2 separate regions of the Homo sapiens genome follow, and region 2 is linked to region 1. The links are chromatin loops, found by intact Hi-C in ENCODE. Cell type or tissue: PC-3. All regions are shown on one strand.

The links. Peaks named below come from ENCODE experiments on the same cell type or tissue, not always from the same donor. Only the 100,000 strongest peaks of a DNase experiment are listed, where the experiment ranks them.
Region 2: it touches region 1 in a loop (11-fold over the local background); 44 of 110 quality-filtered maps call a loop at or near these places.

What each region holds. Positions count from the first base shown.
Region 1 is chr15:90,142,086-90,144,585 of GRCh38, reverse strand. No RefSeq gene overlaps it. Among named protein-coding and RNA genes, the nearest start is that of IDH2, 41 kb to the right of the region's middle. RefSeq lists an enhancer at 511-1,045. In PC-3, CTCF peaks have their summits at 1,071 and 1,280 (motif pointing left); a DNase peak (open chromatin) is centred at 1,245; H3K27ac peaks cover 564 bases.
Region 2 is chr15:90,285,621-90,288,120 of GRCh38, reverse strand. No RefSeq gene overlaps it. Among named protein-coding and RNA genes, the nearest start is that of NGRN, 21 kb to the right of the region's middle. RefSeq lists an enhancer at 393-957. In PC-3, a CTCF peak has its summit at 1,255; no DNase peak of the experiment used is centred here.

The DNA.
Region 1 (2,500 bases):
CTGCCTCAGCCTCCTGAGTAGCTGGGACTACGGGCGCATGCCACCACCCCCGGCTAATTCTTTAATTTTTAGTAAAGACGGGGTTTCACCATGTTGGCCAGGCTGGTCTCGAACTCTTGTCCTTGTGATCTGCCTGTCTTGGCCTCCCAAAGTGTTGGGATTACAGGCATGAGCCACCATGCCAGACCTCAAAGGACTTTTAAGAACAGGATCTGTACTATTCTTTTTGAAATGGTTTGTTTTCCTACTAAGTACACCCCAGTACACCCCTCTATTGCCCAAGCCTTCAGTAAAAGCTGTAGCTCATGTGACAAGAAAGCATAGAAAGGCCGGGCACGGTGGCTCACACCTGTAATCCCAGCACTTTCACTTTGGGAGGCTGAGGCGGGTGGGTCACCTGAGGTCAGGAGTTTGAGACCAGCCTGGCCAACATGGTGAAACCGCATCTCCATTAAAAATACGAAAAAGCCGGGCGTTGTGGCTCACGCCTGTAATCCCAGCACTTTGGGAGGCCAAGGTGGGTGGATCACGAGGTCAAAAGTTCAAGACCAGCCTGATCAACATGGTGAAACCCCATCTCTACCAGAAATACAAAAATTAGCCGGGTGTGGTGGCGGGTGTCTGTAGTCCCAGCTACTCGGGAGGCTGAGACAGGAGAATCGCTTGAACCTGGGAGGCAGAGGTTACAGTGAGCTGAGATCACGTCACTGCACTCCAGTCTGGGTGACAGAAAAAGACTGTCTCATTAAAAAAAAAAAAGAAAGAAAGAAAAGAAAGAAAAAAGAAAGCATAGAAAGAGGGCTTTTTTTTTTTTTTTTTCTAGGATGGGCACAGAGCAGAGGGACATCACCGGGAAGTGAGAGGCAGGGACTCAGGAGGTCAACACTGCAGGACTGGGGCCAGGGGCACTGGAAAGCCCTCTAGAATCCTGGAAGCAGTGAGGAGAATGTCCGGGGCCCGACTGCCATGGGCTAGGAGTAGGAGGAGACTCGATTTAGAGCTCGAAGGCTAGGGCCACCCAAGCTGTGCAACTGGGCCCAGCCTGGGCAGCTGTCATGCTCGGGCACTTTGTCCCTATCCAGCCTTACCTCATGGCCAGACCAGCATAAAAAACAGGCCTGCGGGGAGGGCCTGGCGGGACTGAGTCTTGTCAAGGAGTAATCTGGGGCTGCACACAGCTGGCCCTGGCTGTGGTGTGATAAAGGACTCGCCCCAGCCAGGGGCTCAGCCCACTGCCCCTCCCCAGGTAGACACTGCCACCTTCTGGCTGTTCGTCAACTGGCTGCCGGCCCCCGCCTCCTCCACACCTCCTTCAAGACAGGCTTTCTCCTCACCAAGAAACAGAATTGTGGAGGTTTCCTTTACCTGCTTACAATCCTGTCTTCCCGGGCTCCCATAAGGTCACTTGAATTAGAGTCTGGGTGATCCCAACCTTTAAAAACAACTTTACAAAACAATCTTTTGAGAGTACCTCTAAAGTGTTCTCGTTTTTTTTAAAAAAATGGGTAACAACGGTAACTATGGGAGGTGATGAGTGTGTCAATCAGCTTGATTGTCATAATCATCTCACGTGTCCATATACCAAGTCATCACGTTGTATGCTTTTAATATGTATACTTTTATTTGTCAATTGTATTTCAACAAAGCAGAAAAAAACCACTCTAGTCTTTTGGTCTCCTCCCACTGATGGCTTCCCACAACTGTCGCTGCCTCATTTTTCAGTTGATTGGGGGCAGGGCCCCACGGTGTGGTGTCACCGTCACTGGTATAAAGGCATTTGAGGCTACAGACACTGTTCCTGGTCGTTCCTCCTTGGTTTTTGTTGTTTTGTTTGCTGGTTGGTGGGGTGTTTTTCTTTTTGTCTTTTTTTTTTTTTTTGAGACGGAGCCTTGCTCTGTCACCCAGGCTGCAGTGCAATGGTGTGATCTCAGCTCACTGCAACCTCTGCCTCCCTAGTTCAAGAGATTCTCCTGCCTCAGTCTCCCAAGTAGCTGGGATTACAGGCACCCACCACCACACCCGGCTAATTTTTGTATTTTTAGTAGAGACTGAGTTTCACCATGTTGGCCAGACTGGTCTAGAACTCTTGACCTTGTGATCTGCCCACCTCAGCCTCCCAAAGTGCCGGGATTACAGGTGTGAGCCGCGGCGCCCAGCCGGTGGGGTGTTTTTTGCTGGGATTCCCCGGGCCTCTCCACTACTGTGCTCTGCGCCGGCGGGTTTGCCGGGATCCCCGTAACCAGCTTCTTGAGTTTATCAAGGTGTTTGTCTCCCTCCACAGCAACAGTTTGTTAATTTTCTCTCTCTCCTTACCTGAATATGGGGAAATGCTTTCCTGCCTTTCCTCCTGAGAATCACTCTATCCTGGCCAAAAACCCTTTGTTTTGGTCTCTCCAAGTCAGTGCTGAAACCCAAGCTTTCTCCACCAAAGGGAGTCCCAGCTCTTCACCTCCCAAATCTTCCCGTTCCCAAGTCCCAAACAGGGAAGAGAGCTCGGGCA
Region 2 (2,500 bases), 140 kb before region 1:
ATAGCACATTTTGTCAGCAGAGAGCCTTTGAAACTTGGATTCCAACTTCCTGTGGCCTAAATGAAACCCTCAGAACACAGGACTTACAGGCGAAGCTGCCGTATATGTCAAAGTAACTACTTATCAGAACTAGCTTTGTCATCAGGAGCCTGAATTTTCATCATTTTGCAACTTAACTTTTTTTTTTTTTTTTTGATACGGAGTTTCGCTATTTTTGCCCAGGCTGGAGTGCAATGGCGCTATCTCGGCTCACTGCAACCTCTGCCTCCCAGGTTCAAGTGATTCTCCTGCCTCAGCCTCCCGAGTAGCTGGGATTACAGGCATGTGCCACCATGCCTGGCTAATTTTGTATTTTTTAAGTAGATACAGGGTTTCTCCAGGTTGGCCAGGCTGGTCTCAAACTCCCGACCTCATGTGATCCACCCACCTTGGCCTCCCAAAGTGCTGGGATTACAGGCATGAGACACTGCGCCCGGCCTGCAACTTATTTTTTACAAGCAACTTTTGTGCTACATGTCAGGACTTTGGAAGCATCTGATACATTAATTTAATAAGTATGAGCATGTGGCTGAGTGGACAAGAAAGTGAAACCATCCATGCTACATTGCATATTTTTTCCTCTCCCAGACTGGACCAGGGAATCTCCCAACTTTCTAGAGTATCCTGTCTTCATTTACAAAGCTGAACAGTATTAAAGATCCTGCTGCCTTTGTTAGGCAGATTTGGAGGGGAGGCCCAACAGCAGTGGTGGAGAGGAAAAAGAGAGTGGAGCCTGTGGAACAGGAAGCCCCCCTCCCCGCCCCCCGACACCGGGGTCCGCACAGGGCTCCCAGCTGTTGAGGATGTTGTGGATGGGGAAGTGCTGATAGTGTCACCAGGCAAGCCTAGCACCTCCAATGGGCCCAGAAGGTCTTGACTTTGGACCCTTACCCTTGTTTCACAAGTGTTTAAAAGCTGTTTTTGCTTTTGTTATTTTCCCGAATACTCATTACTTAGTAGGTAGTTATTAATCTTTCTTTGGGAGAGGGACAGGGCTTTAAAACTGAAGAACATAATTTTCATAAAAATATCAAAAATAGAAAAAAAGTTACTTTAGAAACAATTTGCTATATAAACCAAATGGCAGCTGTTGAGAATCTCAATAAAATGTTAAATGCATTTGCTGCTTTTAGAAGAAATAAAGAAAAAAAAATTAGATGAAATAAAGAAAAAAATGCATTTGCTGTCAGTGGTACCCTTTTGCCTAAGGGTGGCACTGTGTCATCATACTGTGGTGGGGGGTGTGTGTGCTGTATATGTGTGAAACTTTTCATCTCAGGATAGATCATAGTCTTAGTTGCAGTTTTCCTTCCAAATAGGGTTACAAAGTAGTAAAACATGGACTTGGAAGTGACAGACCTGAGGGAATCAGTGCAGCTTAAAAAAAAATCCAATAAAACTAACTTTTAATAATCCTTAGATTGGTTTTTGAAACAATAGATATAATTATTTACTCTAAGCATCTGGTTATGATTTTGAAACAATAATACATGCTGTCTCCGCCCTTTTTTTCTTTTCTTTTTTTTTTTTTTTTTCTTATGGAAACAGACGTTTTATCCAGAAAACCCCAGTGACTTTTTTTTTTTTTTTTTTCCAAACATGGTCTTACTCTGTTGCCCAAGCTGGAGTGGAGTGGTGGATCTCAGCTCACTGCAGCCTCAACCTCCCACCTCAGCCTCCCCAGCAGCTGCATCCACAGGCACCACTGTGCCCTGCCAATTTATTATATTTTTTGTACAGATGGGGCTTTTCCATGTTGCCCAGGCTGGTCTCAAACTTCTAGGCTCAAGCGGTTCGCCCACTTCGGCCTCCCAAAGTGATGTGACTACAGGCATAAGCCACTGTGCCCAGCCTGCAGTGACTTTTTAAAACATAAGTTCAAGCATCTCTTCTTAACTCCTTTAATTGGAGGTATCTCTTCTCTCATTGTCCTCATCTTTAGTGTTCCCCCAGAGTTCACTGCTGACTGGATGTACAACACATATTTCTTTCTTTTTTTTTTTTTTTTTTTTTTGAGACAGAGTCTCGCTCTGTTGCCCAGGCTGGAGTGCAATGGCGCGATCGCGGCTCACTGCAAGCTCCGCCTTCCGGGTTCACGCCATTCTCCTGCCTCAGCCTCCCGAGTAGCTGGGACTACAGGCGCCCGCCACCACGCCCGGCTAATTTTTTGTATTTTTTAGTAAAGACAGGGTTTCACCGTGTTAGCCAGGATGGTCTCGATCTCCTGACCTCGTGATCCGCCCGCCTTGGCCTCCCACAGTGCTGGGATTACAGGCGTGAGCCACCGCGCCAGTCCCACAACATATATTTCAAAGTCAAGGCTGAGTGCGGTGGCTCACGCCTATAATCACAGCAATTTGGGAGTCAGGGCAGGCAGATCGCTCGAGTCCAGGAGTTCTAGACCTGCCTGGGCAACATGGCGAAACCCTGTTTGTATTAAAAATACAAAAAATTGGGCGTT